Regions from separate parts of the Homo sapiens genome. Here all the other regions are linked to region 2. A link is an interaction called in ENCODE POLR2A ChIA-PET data of the cell type or tissue named here. Cell type or tissue: CD4-positive, alpha-beta T cell. All regions are shown on one strand. Links, peaks and the distances in the headings refer to the core of each region. The heading gives the core; the rest is flanking DNA.

Region 1 (5,621 bases), core at 153-5,152, 90 kb after region 2:
GGGGCGCCTCTGCCCAGCCGCCCCTACTGGGAAGTGAGGAGCCCCTCTGCCTGGCCAGCCACCCCGTCCAGGAGGGAGGTGGGGGAGTCAGCCCCCCACCCGGCCAGCCGCCCCATCCGGGAGGGAGGTGGGGGGGTCAGCCCCCAACCCGGCCAGCCGCCCCGTCCAGGAGGGAGGTGGGGGTGTCAGCCCCATGTCCGGGAGGGAGGTGGGGGGGTCAGCCCCCCGCCCGGCCAGCCGCCCCATCCGGGAGGTGAGGGGCGCCTCTGCCCAGCCGCCCCTACTGGGGAGTGAGGAGCCCCTCTGCCGGGCCAGCCACGCCGTCCGGGAGGGAGGTGGGGGGCTCAGCCCCCCGCCCGGCCAGCCGACCCGTCCGGGAGGTGAGGGGCGCCTCTGCCCGGCCGCCCCTACTGGGAAGTGAGGAGCGCCTCTGCCCAGCCAGCCGCCCCGTCCGGGAGGGAGGTGGGGGGGGTCAGCCCCCCGCCCGGCCAGCCGCCCCGTCCGGGAGGGAGGTGGGGGGGTCAGCCCCCCGCCCGGCCAGCCGCCCCGTCCGGGAGGTGAGGGGCGCCTCTGCCCGGCCACCCCTACTAGGAAGTGAGGAGCCCCTCTGCCCAGCCACCACCTCGTCTGGGAGGTGTACCCAACAGCTCATTGAGAACGGGCCGGGATGACAATGGCGGTTTTGTGGAATAGAAAGGGGGGAAAGGTGGGGAAAAGATTGAGAAATCGGATGGTTGCCATGTCTGTGTAGAAAGAAGTAGATGTGGGAGACTTTTCATTTTGTTCTGTACTAAGATAAATTCTTCTGCCTTGGGATCCTGTTGATCGGTGACCTTACCCCCAACCCTGTGCTCTCTGAAACATGTGCTGTGTCCACTCAGGGTTAAATGGATTAAGGGCGGTGCAAGATGTGCTTTGTTAAACAGATGCTTGAAGGCAGCATGCTTGTTAAGAGTCATCACCACTCCCTAATCTCAAGTACCCAGGGACACAAACACTGCGGAAGGCCGCAGGGTCCTCTGCCTAGGAAAACCAGAGACCTTTGTTCACTTGTTTATCTGCCAACCTTCCCTCCACTATTGTCCTATGACCCTGCCAAATCCCCCTCTGCGAGAAACACCCAAGAATGATCAATAAAAAAAATAAAAATTAAAAAAAAAAAAAAAACCATTAGATGGTGTGAGACTTATTCACTATAATGAGAACAGCATGGGAAAGACCTGCCCCCATGATTCAATTACCTCCCACCAGATCCTTCCCACAGCACATGGGAATTATGGGAGCTACAAATCAAGATAAGGTTTGGGTGGAGACACAGCCAAACCATATCACCTCCTCTTCAGAATTCAATTTCATGTACTTTCTGAAGCACCAATCTGTTATTATTATATACTTCCTTCTACTGCTTTTTCTCATGTCAAAGTGCCTTATCATGTGTATGTTCCTGGCACCTGACGTTGAGCATGGCACTCCACAGATGCTAAGTAAATGTTTGCTATAGATGGAGATTGTGTTGATCTATGGAAATGAGGGATTGGGTGAAGTACCAGTTGTTGCCGCTGCTAACAACAACCGCATTCCCAGGTCACAGTGGGACCTTTGGCTGTGATCACCTTGGCACGTCCTGCCTTAATTATAACTCTAATTCTGGCCAGGTGCAGTGGCTCACTCCTGTAATCCCAGCACTTTGGGAGGCCAAGGCGGGCGGATCACGAGGTCAGGAGATCAAGACCATCCTGGCTAACGTGGTGAAACCCCGTCTCTACTAAAAATACAAAAAATTAGCTGGGCGTGGCGGTGGGCGCCTGTAGTCCCAGCTACTCGGGAGGCTGAGGCAGGAGAATGGTGTGAACCCGGGCGGCAGAGCTTGCAGTGAGCCGAGACTGAGCCACTGTACTCCAGCCTGGGAGACAGAGCAAGACTCTGTCTCAAAAAAAAAAATAAATTATAACTCTAATTCTGCTGTGGCCTAACTAGAGTTAAACAACTTTATGACAACTATTAGCCAGACACTCGAGGCACAAACATATTTTGCTCTCCTTTTCTTTCCCCATTGAGAAGATACAGGTTACCAGGTAAATGCCTGGTCACTCCTCAAGTTAGGACATTATTGTACTAAGGGAGGTCTGCGTGGTGAGTAGGAAATGGAGTTGCCCGGCCAGCATCAGCGCCCAAAGTCCTTTTCTGTATTTGCTCTCTTTGGAACTGGATACCACCAATGGAGTTGTGTTTGGTGGCAGGAAGCTGAGCATGTGAGGTTGCAACCAGAAGTTGCAGTATAGCTTAGTGTTTGAGGATGTGGGTTTTACAATCAGATCTCCTGGATTTGACTCTTGGTAGAGACTCCTGTCTAATTACAATCGTAGGCAAGTCATTTGACTTCTCTGACTCTCACTTTCCTCATCTGTAAAATGGGGATAATAATCAGACCAGCTTTATTTGCTGATATGAGAAATAGATAAGATCATATATGTAAAATGCTTAGCATCTTGCCTGACACATAGTAAGCATTTGATAAATGGTAGTTTTTATTAGTGACTCAGCCTTTCTGTGGCTCAGTGCTGGCTTCTTCCCTCCTGCTTGTGATTGTGGGAGGTGAAGGGCCTTACACTTCCCTGCTCATAGGCAGGGCAGTTAGTGAATAGTGTAGAGGAAACTGGGGTTTCAGGTGCAGCTAGAGAGAGCAGGCTTTGCCCTGGCTTTCTGCCTGCCCAACAGCTGTGATTTAGCATCTGAATATAAAAACTGCCAGTATCCTCCTTAGCACACCACCACCACCTCCGCAGCCTGCCACCTTCTCACTCATAGTAATACACAAAGCTAGGATGTTCTCCAAGAGTTGACATTAACTCTTAACATCTGCCCAGCACTTTACAGTTTAGAAAGCCCTTTCCCATCTCTTCTCCCATTTGGCCCTCATACTATCCTTCTGCAGTAGTCAGGGACAGCTGTTGTTAGTCACATTTTACTGATTAGGAAAGTGAAATTCAGAATGATTATGTGATTTGCCAAAGGCTGCATAGTCAGGAAGTTACAGAGCTCAAATAGAGATGTTCTGACTCCGACTTAGTCATCTGCCCACCCCGTCACAGCCCAAATGCCCTCCATGTGGAATGAGGTTTTCCAAATAAAAGCATGATGTGTATGTTCTACATGTAAGATTATTTCAGCAAAATTGTAGAAATGTGAAATACTTCTTACCTCCCTCTCCAGGACCCGTTGCTTAATGTTCAAGTATGTATATGGGTCTCAGGAAAATGAGAGGACAGACCTGTCTTTCAGTTAGTTGTCTAAAAATATTTATTGTCATGCTTTAACCCTAAGCAGTAGTCATATCCTATTTAACCTGAGTGTTTGCCCTAATCTCTCATGTTTATTCAAACAAAAGGTATCCATATTTGACTTTATATAATGATTTTTTTTTTGAGATGGAGTTTCGCTCTTGTTGCTCAGGCTGGAGTGCAACAGTGTGATCATGGCTCACTGCAACCTATGCCTCTCTGGCTCAAGTGATTCTCCTGCCTCAGCCTCCCAAGTAGCTGAGACTACAGGTGCCCGCCACCACGCCCAGCTAATTTTTTTGTATTTTTAGTAGAGACTGGGTTTCACCATGTTGGCTAGGCCAGTCTCGAACTCCTGACCTCAGGTGATCCGACCGCCTCGGCCTCCCAAAGTGCTGGTATTACAGGCGTGAGCCACCGCGCCCGGCCTATATAATGATTCTTTTCCTCCCCTTCACATTCAAGAAAGGAATCTGACATGCTTATGAAAATTGAAAACAGAAAACAAGATCAGATAGAAAGCTTTGGAGAGCTGGGGTCAAACTGAGTGTGAATTCACTGTAAAAGGGAAGGATCGAAAGCCCTGTTTGCAGTAGAGAATCTTAATGGTGTGGACTGTGTTGGGCAAGCAGCTCTGGTTAAGGACACTAACGCTTGTGCAGAAGTTTTGTTTTCAGATTGGCAGAAATTAAAGATGTGGCCATGAAGGAAACAATCTTAGTCTCTGGGTCATCCACACTCATTAACTGTAAGTGATAGAAAGGGCCTGAGCTTCAGTGTCATACAAATGTGAATTAGAATCCTGGCTCTGACATTTACCCACTGTGTGACCTTGAGCAAGTTCCCTAGTGTCTCTGAGCTTTGATTTCATCTGTAAAATGGGACAGTAGTGCCACTTTCCAGATGGTCGAAGGGATTAAGTGACATGATTTAAGTAGAATGCCTGGCATGTAATGGGTGATTAATAATAAATGGCAGATATTATTTATTATCCTAAGCAATTAACAAGAATTATATGATGGCAATGTTTTCTAAACAATACCTTTACAGATTAATAATATCATTAAAATGACAAAAATCCATTGGTGATTCTTAGCCTGAACAATCTCTCTGTGTCCTCCATCAAGCTTAGTTATCAAGAACTTCAGTTATTTGCCCGCAAGCCTCTGTGTCTCCATGTGATAGGTCACCATAGGATTTAATGTCAGATTCAGGCTGCTTCAACGCTCAGTCCTATTTCACATTTACTTGAAATAGTGGTTTATCATTTTTTTGCTGTTTTTTTCTTTTTGAGACAGAGTCTCGCTCTGTCTCCCAGGCTGGAGTACAGTGGTGTGATCTTGGCTCACTGCAACCTCCACCTTCTGGGTGCAAGTGATTCTCCTGCCTCAGCCTCCCAAGTAGCTGGGATTATAGGCACCAGCTATCATGTCCAGCTAATTTTTGTATTTTTAGTAAAGATAGGGTTTCACCATGCTGGCCAGGCTGACCTCAAGTAATCCACCCGCTTCGGCCTCCCAAAGTGCTGGGATTACAGGCATGAGCCACCGTGCCTGGCCAAAACAGTGGTTTATCATCTTGATCCTGCCATTAACTAATTGTTTGAACCAGAAACTAATTGAAACCAAGTCCCAATGTCTTCAGTGAAACAAACTGCAGTGTGTGTGTGTGTGTGTGTGTGTGTGTGTGTGTGTGTGTGTGTGTAAAATAAAGGTCTGGGCCAGGCGCAGTGGCTCACGCCTGTAATCCCAGCACTTTGGGAGGCCAAGGCAGGCGGATTACCTGAGGTTGGGAGTTCAAGACCAGCCTGACCAACATGGAGAAACCCTGTCCCGACTAAAAATACAAAATTAGCCAGTCGTGGTGGCAGGCACCTGTAATCCCAGCTACTCAGGAGGCTGAGGCAGGAGAATTGCTTGAACCCGGGAGGCAGAGATTGCGGTGAGCCAAGATTGCACCATTGCACTCCAGCCTGAGCAACAAGAGTGAAACTCCGTCTCAGGGGAAAAAAAAAAGGTCTGACATTTAGGCTTTCATTATTATTTTGAGACTCCAAACCACAGATCCCCACTAAGTTATCCTAGTTTACTAGTCAGTCCATAAGTCTTCCATGATTAAACTTACTAGTAATGATAATCATAACAACAATAATAATATACCTTAAAAATTATAAAATATTTTTCCATGTCTAGCACTTTTACATATATTATCTTATTTAGATTTCATAACAACTTATTGAAAGAGATTGTATTTCCATTTTACAGATAAGGAAATGGAGGTTCAGGTGAGACAAGTAATCTGTCTATAGTTATAGAACTAATAAATGGTAGAGCCACCTGG
Region 2 (5,621 bases), core at 264-5,263:
TCTTTGTACTCTAGGGTCTGGAATATGATGAGTGCTCAATGGATGATTGCTGAATTATCTATTTATTATTGTTATTATCATTATTATTATTATTAATCCTGCAGTCACCTCGGGTTCCATCATGTAACTGTGAAAACATTTCCTATCCTTTTTTTCTAGGACAGTGGTCCTTGACCCTGTCCCCAAAGCTGAACACTCCCTGGAGTTGCCTGCAGCACCAGACAGCTTTGGGCTATGCACGGCTCCACCCTGTCCCTGAAAACTGAGCAAAATGCCAACATGGAATAAAGTTTAACTCCCCTTCATCTCCGAGTCACTGCTGTAGCCCTTCTTTGCCCACTGCTCCCATCTGCTTAGAGGAGGCAGAATAATAGAAGTTACAGGGTCAGCCCTATAGGGTTGAAGTCTAGGCTGTGTCCCTTCCTAGCGTGTGACTTGAGCACTTTTAGAACTCCTCCAAGTCACAAGGTCCTCATTTGTAAAATGAGGATGATAATAGAATGTATCTCACAAGAAAAAGTGATTGTCAGAGTTAAATAAGATTATGCCTACAGCATTTATCCCTATTCCTGACAAAAGTAAGTGTTCCATAAACATAACTCAAAATTATTATCTCGTTGGTTTTACAAATTTCTGCTCAAGTGTTCATGGATAAATAGTTGTTCGCTAATATAAATTTTCATGTTAATTCTACACAGGAATATTTTCTCTGTAAATAATGGCTCCTGAAGTTATTTGATGTTCAGTGTTCAAAAGGATAAAATATAATGGCAAAATATCCACCAGGGAGACTGGAGATTTAATCTCCATCAACTAACATTGCTGAGGTGGCCGCTTCTGCACAGACCATCCACCATGAGATTCACTTAAACAGATGCAAGTTGTTCTTGGCTAATCCTTTTGTTTTTTCTTTTTTTCTTATGCTATTTTGCTCCAACAGAAGACCCTTAAAGTCTAGGAGCATTGCTATAGCAATTCTGGTTCTTTCTTACTAGACTGATAGGCAAAAGATCAAATAATCTTTTTTTGTTAAGGTCTTTTGAGTACTTTACCCTATAAGCTAAATGCTTTACCCTTGTTCTCCAGTTTAATCCTCATGACAAGTGGAAAAGATATACAATTATTTTCACCATTTTGTATATGAAAAAATTGAGGTGTTGAGAGGTAATATCATTTGCCCAATGTCATATAACTGAAAAGTGGGGAAGCAGGGAATCAAGCCTAATTCTGTTTGACCCCAGAGCCCAACCAAGCTCCTATTCATGACACCATCCAGTCAATTTTAAAATGGATTTAAATCACATTTGTGTGTTCCCTTCTATTTTCAGGTATCGAACATCCGTATCTTAAAGTCAGTAGTACATTGATGAATGTTTAACAGCTAGCTTTCCAGGAGAAAAATCTGTGCTTGCTGATTTTTCACGGTGTAAATACACCCACCATGGCTGATTTCAAGACACTAGTGTGATGTCAAACAGTTCACAAAATTTCTGAAAATGTAACCATCAGCTCTCAAGAGCTGGCTCACATGGTCCATGCACACACCACTGCTTTCTGTCCAAGTTAAAGAATAGGTTTCCTGAGTGCATCTACCCCATTCCGTCTTCCAGGTCAATGATTCTCCATCCTGGCTGCACTTGAATCAGCTGGGAGCTGATAAACAGCTGACACCATGCCCCACCTCCAGAGATTCTGATCTAATAACCTGGGATGTGGCCAGGAAAGCAGTATGTTTTCTAGCTTCTTAGATAATTCCTATGTGCAGCCAGGACTGAGAAACTCTGCTTTAGAAGAAAATACTCTACTCATCACCCACTCATTTCATCAAAGATTTGATGAATATATAAGAGATGCCATATCTATATTATTTCCTTTTTTTTCAACTTTAACTTTTATGGGGTGAGTAACCCAGTGTGTTTCTTTATAAAATTTTATTTAAACTAGTACTCTCAAGAAATGATTTCTAGTACCTTTTTCTATCATTTAAACAGTGACTGGTATATAACAGAAATGCAATAAAGTGTAGCTATCATTGTTTTCATTGTTATTGTTACCACCTTAAATTTAGTGATCTGTAACAACTTTGATGATTCTCTTATCCATTGCATTCTGTAATTTGCACTTGGTTGAGTCTCAAGTAATTGATGCAAATATGTTTATCTTCAGGACAAAATTTTCAGCATCTTTCCCCAAACAGACACAAAATCAGGGATCTTCCTTTCACTCGGAACAACCTAGCTCCCCTACCAGATCAAAAATGTAAGTATTATGAATCTTCCGCAGCTTCCTTTGCAAGTGTTAACATATCTAGACACAACTAAATGTTATTTCCGTTTACTTTCATTTTTCTTTTTTTTTTTTTGAGATGGAGTCTTGCGCTGTCGCCCCGGCTAGAGTGCAATGAACATGATCTCAGCTCACTGCAACCTCCACCTCCCAGGTTCAAGCGATTCCCCTGCCTCAGCCTCCCAAGTAGCTGGGATTACAGGCGCCTGCCACCACGCCTGGCTAATTTTTGTATTTTTTTTAGTAGAGATGGGGTTTTGCCATGTTGGCCAGGCTGGTTTCCAACTCCTGACCTCAAGTGATCCACCCACCTCGGCCTCCCAAAGTGCTAGGATTACAGGCGTGAGCCACCACGCCCAGCCCTACTTTCATTTTTCAAGGGAACATCAGGTGCCAACACTTATAAATTACAGGAAAACAGAGACCATCTTTAAAGCTTTTTTTTAAATGCTTATTTTTTTTAAAAAAATAACACTCCCTCCCTTTAGGAATTTTTGTGTTTGAACTATTGAAACAATAACAAGTTTATTTTTACATGTATTATTTAATGTCTTTAGGAAGGTGCTTTAAAAATTCTCTTTTAAGACTGGCCTCCTGATATCAGTTTCCTTACTATACTGGACAGATAGAAATGTACATCGCCTCTGTACTCACAGTCCATGCATTCCTAAGCAGAAAAAAAAATGCAGTTCATCAGGATTACTTTTGGTATTATTGATTTATTTTATATGAAAAAAATTCTCCTAATATAAAATATTAATATACTCCATTGGGCCAGTGATCTTCAAACTTTAGTGTGCCTAAGTATTACCTGGGGTGTTTGTTGTGAAGTAGATTCCTGGGTCCCCCACCCAGAGATTCTGAGTTTGAATATTCTCATATCTATACTCTGAAGCATAATAATAATAAAGCAAGTTTTATTATTATTCCCATTGTAGAGCCAGGAACAAAACTACAGGACACTGAGTCTACTGCCTCATGAAATAAGCAATACTTACTGGATTCTATTTTCTTTTTTTCTTCCAATTGCACCCCACTGCATTTATCACAGACAAACACACACACACACAGCCCCTCCACATCCTCCTAAGTGCAGGTTAGACGATTTAGGAGCTGTCCTATTTCAGATAAGTTTCTCAACCTTTCTGTACTTTAGTTTCCTCACCGTCCATAACAATAGTGCTATTCTAATAAGATTTATCGGAGTACTAAATGAGATAACATATGTAAAACACTTGGCACACTGTTTGCATAGAGTATATATCCAGTATGTCTTTCTCCCCTAGGCTAGGGTTTGAAGGAGACAAACCAAGAGCTCTAGAACTCTTTAGGTAAAAACAATGAAAAATAGGGTCTTAGTACAACTCTGTCTTTTGGCAGATAAGGAAACTAAGAGGTAGAGGGATATGTCCAAGGTCACACAGAGAGTTAGTAGCAGAAACCAAGACCTCTTCCTTGACAGATCAGTTCCTCTGCCCTTTACAGATGTGTGTAAAGTGAACGTTTTGGATGGTGTCAATTCTATCATTGAATGAAATTCAAGCCCGAACCTGTCTTTAAGCAGAACTGTAGCCACAAAAACATCTAGTTAAGGAAAGAGCCACTCAGTCTTGAATGCTGTTGGAGCTTGGAGAAGCCGAAGAGAGGTTTTCTTTGGCAGGGCCCAAGAGCTTTGCTTTTCACAGTTAAGTTTCAGGAGAGAAGGAAAGATAAAGATCTTTGATCAACTTAGCTCTACAAAAAAGAAATGAAAGGGCCCACAGTGCTTTTCTTAAAAGAAGCCTGAGAGCCTTTTGAGGTTTGCATAAAAGCACAGTACAAATGTCTTGGGCCTTCTTTAGAACCTTGTGAGCAGTTTTTGAACATCAACAGCTACTCCACTCCAAGGAAGAGCTCTGCCAGGCACACACAGCCCAATCATGTTTGATCACACTTGGTACAGTCTTCTATGTGTGCATATTTGAAATCCCAGACTTCATGCAGCAAGCCTGAACAGATATATATACAAGATATACATACACAGCTTCTCTCTGCAGTCTAGCTCTCACCAAGACACACTTCTTAGAAATGCCTCGACTCCTAAAACACAATACAATTCTCCTGCCGCCTTCCTGTTAGAGAAGCAAATCTTGAAAGTCTCTTGTTCTATTCTTTCTTCCCAGTTCTATCTGGAGAACCTCTGCGGACAAACCGAGTGCTTCCTGCAATTCCAAGTCAACGAAGACACAGCACAGCAGCAGAAGAGAGTGAACATTCTGCCAACCCCACCAGTGATGAAAATTAACTGTGGGCCACTCGCTGCAGAAATGTAGATGAATATGTATTTTCAACTCTCAAAGGACAAGATTACTCCAGTTTGTAAGAACGAAGACCAATTTAGTAAGCTGCATTCTATAAGCCATCAGTTTTATAACTCGAAATTCTTTATTCCAAATAAAGATACTCCCTAAATAAGCACTTAGAATATTTGGGTGTGCATATTAAGTCTGTGAATTTCTGTGACTTCCACATGCCAAAATTAAAAGACAAAATATGTTATCAGTAGGAAAACTGAGCTATGTTTGGTTTGCTTTGTGGCATGTGCACTGTTTTTTTGTTATTGTTCTTTGGTTGTTTTTTTGCTGAATGATTTTATGTTTTGGGAAAAAAAGTACGCTTTGCTGAATAAAAGCAAAAAACAAAACAAAAAAAAAACCACATCCCAGACAAACATGTCTTCACATTTATTGTCATTCTAACTTGAACTAATGAAACCTATTTAAAAATAAATTCCTATGATCAGTCACAGTTTACGGCTTTTAAATGTACAATCTTCTGCAAAATATTTTTTAACATTGTCAGTTCCTGGCTACAGCCCAAGTCACTTGACAATGTTTATCTCTCTTCTTTGTTATTTAATTATTTCCATATGTCATCATTTTCAGATATGATTGATTGTGCCAACAGGGAGAAGTCATGTGATTTGGAAAGATCTACATCCTGGCCCAACAGAGTTGAATAGGCAGTTCTCACACATTTCTCAAATACTCTACATATTTAACTATTTTTCTGTTTCAAAATAATGGTCTCTTGCCTACTCAAGACTTTCGCAAACTTAAGACTTAGCAAAGTTTTGAATGACTACAACTAACTGCGGATCTTACTAAGATAATTATGTGTTGTTTGGATTGATTTGTGCTAGGGGTCTGCATAAAGTTCAAGGCTTAGCCACATAAGATGATGGCCACTCTATGTTATTTGGGAGCCTAGATATTATTTTGTGAATATCTCAAGTACCTGTATAACATTCACCACTTTATATTAGTAGTATTTGTTTGGAAAGGTTAGACTATACC
Region 3 (5,621 bases), core at 195-5,194, 51 kb after region 2:
TGTGAATTTTACTAGATTTAAATTTTACAAAGTTTTAGACCTCTCTGTTGGTTTCTGATGAGCAGCCTATTTGGGGAACTAGTTCATAGGACTGAGATGGGATCATTCCTTTGACCTTTTCACGGGACTTGCAAAGGGGTGGCTCACTTACTCAGCCTGCAGCACTCAAACTCCTTGCTGGAGGCAGACCACACAGGTAGGTGGGTGCAGGAGCCACAGTGAGTGTCTTTGGGCGCTGGTGGGAAGGAAACCCCTACCAGCCCGTGGCAGCATCTAGGGATTGCCCGTGACCCCTGGAGCCCCAGAGGGTGTGTGTTACAGTGTGTTCCTTTAGCTTTGCCATCTGTGAACAGCTTAAGCATTAACCAGCTTAGTGGAGGGTCAAGGTGACAGCCTTTTATACCCTGCCCTCTTAGTACCTAAGTTCTTGTCTGGCATCCAGGAAGAATCAGGTCACATAAACAGATTGAAGGGTAGTGTACAAGGAGGATTTTATTGAGTGGTGGAAGTGGCTCTCAGTGAGAAAGGGAGCTGGAAGGGGGATGGAGTGGGAAGATAATCTTCCCCTGGAGTTCGGCCATCCTCAGCCAAATTCTTCCCCAAAGTCCCACCCATCAAACCATCCCTCTGAAGTCAAACTGCTTTTCTCCGATGTCCAGCTGCTTCTTCTCTTCTCTCCTTCTCTGCCACTCTGCTCTGCTCCTCTGCCAGTGACCCTTGGGGTTTTTATGGGTACAGGATTGGGGGGTGTGGTGGGCCAGGGTGGTTTTGAAAAGGCAACGTTTGGGCAAGAAAACAGGAATGCATGCTCTCATTTAGGGCTGTGGGTCCAGGCTTGAGAGTAGAGCCCTTTCCAGGGACCCCATCCTTTTCTACCTAGTATTTCCCTGCCTCCTGTCCATATCAGGATGATGTTAGACAACCTAGTTATTCTTTAATCCATTCAAGTTACACTTTGGACACTCGGGACTCATTGACTTATCATTACTATTTATCTGGTCATTATCATAGCATTTGAATATTTTCCACAGAGTAGAGGTACAAAAGTAATCTGGCATGCTGACACAACACATATGGTATGTATTTGAGTATATGACAGACCACAGGGCATTGGCTACATAATGGTTTTGTTCTAGTGTTTGCCAAGCTGAAATCACCACACCATATGTAGTGACTTTAGAATTTTCTTTAAAATGAGTTATACTTTATCTCATCAAATTAATCTTGATCCATTGATATGAAAGTCATTCCCACTGATGTGATCAAAATACAATCTATGAATTTAGCACAAAACATGTTGAACAACTGAAACATGTTTAACAAAACATAATGTTTAGCAACTGATTTTTAAGATCAGTCCTGCTATAGTTTGAATATCTATCCTCTCCAAAGCTTGTGTTGTAATTTTTTTTTTTTTTTTTTTTTTTTTTTGAGACGGAGTTTCACTCTTATTGCCCAGGCTGGAGTGCAATCATGCAATCTCAGCTCACCACAACCTCTGCCTCCCGGGTTCAAGCGATTATCATGCCTCAGCCTCCCAAATAGCTGGGACTACAGGTGTGTGCCACCACGCCCAGCTAATTTTTTGTATTTTTAGTAGAGATGGGGTTTCACCAGGTTAGCCAGGATGGTCTCAATCTCCTGACCTCATGATCCACCCGACTTGGCCTCCCAAAGTGCTGGGATTACAGGTGTGAGCCACCACACCTGGCCTCGTGTTGTAATTTAATCCCCAATGTGACAGTATTGAGAGCTGAGGCCTTTAAGAGGTGCTTGGGTCAAGAGGGATTAATGGATTAATGGACTAATGGATCAACAAGTTTTCATGAGAGGGGACTGGTGGCTTTACAAGAAGAGGAAGAAGATGAGCTAGCATGCTCAGCCCCTGTACCACCTCAGGACTCTGCAGAGAGTCCCCATCAGCAAGAAGGCCCTCACCAGATTCAGCCTCTTGACTTTGGACTTGTCAGCCTCAGGCTTGACCTTCTTGCCAGCCTTATAAGAAATAAGTTCATGGCCGGGCGCGGTGGCTCACGCCTGTAATCCCAGCACTTTGGGAGGCCGAGGCGGGCGGATCACGAGGTCAGGAGATCGAGACCATCCCGGCTAAAACGGTGAAACCCCGTCTCTACTAAAAATACAAAAAATTAGCCGGGCGTAGTGGTGGGCGCCTGTAGTCCCAGCTACTTGGGAGGCTGAGGCAGGAGAATGGCGTGAACCCGGGAGGCGGAGCTTGCAGTGAGCCGAGATCCCGCCACTGCACTCCAGCCTGGGCGACAGAGCGAGACTCCGTCTCAAAAAAAAAAAAAGAAATAAGTTCATTTCTTATAATTGTAAAAAATAAATTCCTTTTTTTAAATCAACTACCCAGCTTCATGTATTCTGGTATAAGCAACAGAAAACAGACAAAGATAAACCCCAAATAAAAAACAAATAAACAAAAAAATCCAGAAGCTTTTATGTGATAAAGCTAATGATCCTAACCAACTCCAGTGAAGATCATTTTGGTTCTTTTCATAAAGTTCAATACCTATTTTATAGAAAAGAAAAGAGGTTAACTTAGACAAGATTCAAAGTGAGTAGATAGCATATTTTATAATAGACTCCTCATAGAATCATGGATCTCTTTGTGAAAATTTACAACTATGGAAAACATTAAAATAATGTGCAGATATTTATGTATATAACCAGCCTCACTGATTACCATCTAACTCGTGTTTAATCTCACTTAAAAAAAAAAAAGCATATCCTGCTGTGGCTGATCATCCACTCAAAACAACATGACTAAAATTCAAATAGAAACTCCCACATAAAATAAGAAGAAAAGAAACAAAAAGTAGGCAATGTTTAGATTGGAAGATAAAGATAATTTCAACTGTGGAACAAAGGAAACAAACAAAGATCTCTCCATGCCTTGAGGTAGATCCTATCTGATGTTTCTACCCCCTTAGGTATACTTTCTACTTTGCAATTCTCCTTGCTTGCTCTATTTTCAAACTATTTCTGTTAATATTATTGCTTTGCTTCCTCCTTACTTTGCAAACAATAGCTGCAACTCTTTCTGAGACACTCTGTTCACATTGCTTCTTTTTTTAGAGCTGCTTGTGCCTGAGAGGAAATGGAGCTACAAGTGTTTCCTTTCCACTCAAAACTTGCATTTTTTTTTGTAGTGGGGGAGATAGCTGAGGCTTATAATTTGCTCCAGACAGTTTGAGATAGCACTGAGTTTTCCAATATGCCTCTCTTGAAGTCCTTGTGTTATAAATTATTTATAAATTTTATCACAACTTCCAGGAAGCAAACTAAGTAAATTCTCCTGAAGCCAGATGGCTCAGCAGACTTTTCAGATGTTGCTGCTCTCTTGCAGCCTCCTGCTTCTGTTGCCCCACATCTCAAAAATGCATCCAACTAGAAAGTGCACAAAAAGCTCATCATTTCACAGGTTCCCAGCAAAAGTTCCTCCCCCATGAAGGAATATACAAGAAGGAAAAAAGTAATTTGACCCTGTCTTAAGCTTAAAACAGTGACAGCAGTCCTCCAACTTTCTCACCTAAGTGCCTCTAGGTAGGAATGCACAGCCCTGGGGACCTAGAGCATATCCCGACATTCTGTTTAATAATATACAATTGGCACTCCATATCCATGGGTTCTGCATCCATGAATTCAACCAACTGCCAATGGAAAATGTTCCAGGGGAAAAAAATGGTTGGCTGCTAGGCGCGGTGGCTCACGCCTGTAATTCCATCACTTTGGGAGGCCGAGGCAGGTGGATCACGAGGTCAGGAGTTCGAGACCAGCCTGGCCAATATGGTGAAACCCTGTCTCTACTAAAAATACAAAAATTAGCCAGGCATGGTGGTGGGTGCCTGTAATCCCAGCTACTCAGGAGGCTGAGGCAGAGAATTGCTTCAACTCAGGAGGCAGAGGCTGCAGTGAGCCGAGATCACGCCACTGCACTCCAGCCTGGGCAACAGAGCAAGACTGTCTCAAAAAAAAAAAAAAAACAATGGCTGCATCTGTACTGTGTACTGAACATGTAGGTACCTTTTTTTCTTCTTATTATTTCTAAACAATATAGCATAACAACTGTTTGCATAGCATTTGCATTGTATCAATACAAGAGGATCTGCATAGATTGCATGCAAATACAACACCACTTTATATTAGGGACTTGAGCATCATGGATTTTAGTATGCATAGGGGGTACTGGAACCAATCTCCATCATGGATATTGAGTAACAACTGTATATCTATGGTTTAAAATAAAAATGACATTGGGAGATTTGCAAAAATTTGATAGTAAAAAATGACTCTTCAGGAAAGTTGCTATGTTTATTGTATGAATCAGAATTCTTTTGGTTGTGACAGACCATATTTTGAACTTAAATACGATCTTAAATACCTTAGAAAGAAAAGGGCACCTCTTGTTTCATATAAGCAGGAAGGACAAGGGAAAGGATGATTGAAAAGCCTACGAGCAGCCGGGTGCGGTGGCTCATGCCTGTAATCCCAGCACTTTGGGAGGCCAAGGCGGGTGGATCACAAGGTCAGGAGATCAAGACCATCCTGGCTAACACAGTGAAACCCTGTCTCTACTAAACATACAAAAAATTAGTCAAGCGTGGTTGCGAGTGCCTATAGTCCCAGCTACTCGGGAGGCTGAGGCAGGAGGATGGTGTGAACCCAGGATGTGGAGCTTGCAGTGAGCTGAGATCGCGCCACTGCGCTCCAGCCTGGGCGAAAGAGCAAGACTCCGTCTCAAAAAAAATAAAAATAAAAATATTTGTAGGCCAGGTGCAGTGGCTCACGCCTACAATCCCAGCACTTTGGGAAGCTGAGGCGGGCAGATCACGAGGTCAGGAGTTCAAGACCAGCCTGGTCAACATGGTGAAACCCTGCCTGTACTAAAAATACAAAAAATTAGCCGGGCATGGTGATAGGCGCCTGTAGTCCCAGCTACTCAGGAGGCTGAGGCAGACGAATCACTTGAACCTGAGAGGCAGAGGTTGCAGTAAGCCAAGCTTGAGCCACTGCACTCCAACCTGGGCAACACAGCTAGACTTCGTCTCAAAAAGAAAAAAAAAAGAAAAAAAGAAAAGCTTATGACCACAAGAAAACTTTTCCTCTCCACTTCTTTTTTGTTTCTTTACACAAGCAGTGGATTTGTGGGCCCATATTTCAGTTTTAATTAATTAAAAGAATTAATATAATATACATATGCAAACATACCCATCATATTTAGAAGATTCAAGTTGTGTATTAAAACAGTAGGGTGCAAAGGAACAACTCCCCCAAAAGGAGGGGAAGAGCACAGACACAGCCCTGGGGGGAACTGTTCTGAGCTAAAACCAGGTTGTTTTTAGCTTGTGGCTTCAGGAATTTCCAGGCATAAAGCCCCACAGTCCGAAGAATATATTTTACATCAGTTTGAGAAATACAGACATATGCCATATGTCATATAGGCCTCAGAGGGTTTCAAATGTGATGTCCTATAAATGAATTCTCTAGTGAAGAACTGCCTTGGTTCTCTGATAATGAGATGGGAGAGTTCCTTTGACCCCTTCTCGGGCCTTGCAACAGGGGTGTGGCTTGTTTACCTCCATACTCAACTCCCTTGTGAG

The links. ChIA-PET counts read pairs that join two places held together with the same protein. Peaks named below come from ENCODE experiments on the same cell type or tissue, not always from the same donor. Only the 100,000 strongest peaks of a DNase experiment are listed, where the experiment ranks them.
Region 1: POLR2A ChIA-PET joins it to region 2 with 11 read pairs; 10 of 35 experiments call an interaction of 5 or more read pairs at or near these places.
Region 3: POLR2A ChIA-PET joins it to region 2 with 12 read pairs; 12 of 35 experiments call an interaction of 5 or more read pairs at or near these places.

Annotation. Positions count from the first base shown.
Region 1 is chr5:56,009,454-56,015,074 of GRCh38, reverse strand. No RefSeq gene overlaps it. Among named protein-coding and RNA genes, the nearest start is that of IL6ST-DT, 17 kb to the right of the region's middle. RefSeq lists a silencer at 2,561-2,610 and enhancers at 2,741-2,870, 3,021-3,090. In CD4-positive, alpha-beta T cell, for the core only: no CTCF peak of the experiment used is centred there; DNase peaks (open chromatin) are centred at 2,274 and 2,604; H3K27ac peaks cover 1,307 bases.
Region 2 is chr5:56,099,132-56,104,752 of GRCh38, reverse strand. It overlaps ANKRD55 (ankyrin repeat domain 55), which reads left to right. Exons shown (of 12, transcript NM_024669.3): 11 at 2,167-2,259; 12 at 4,449-5,073. The coding sequence ends at 4,570. Among named protein-coding and RNA genes, the nearest start is that of IL6ST-DT, 110 kb to the right of the region's middle. In CD4-positive, alpha-beta T cell, for the core only: no CTCF peak of the experiment used is centred there; DNase peaks (open chromatin) are centred at 2,364 and 4,121; H3K4me3 peaks cover 848 bases; H3K27ac peaks cover 2,856 bases.
Region 3 is chr5:56,048,323-56,053,943 of GRCh38, reverse strand. No RefSeq gene overlaps it. Among named protein-coding and RNA genes, the nearest start is that of IL6ST-DT, 56 kb to the right of the region's middle. In CD4-positive, alpha-beta T cell, for the core only: no CTCF peak of the experiment used is centred there; a DNase peak (open chromatin) is centred at 2,973; H3K4me3 peaks cover 1,202 bases; H3K27ac peaks cover 2,287 bases.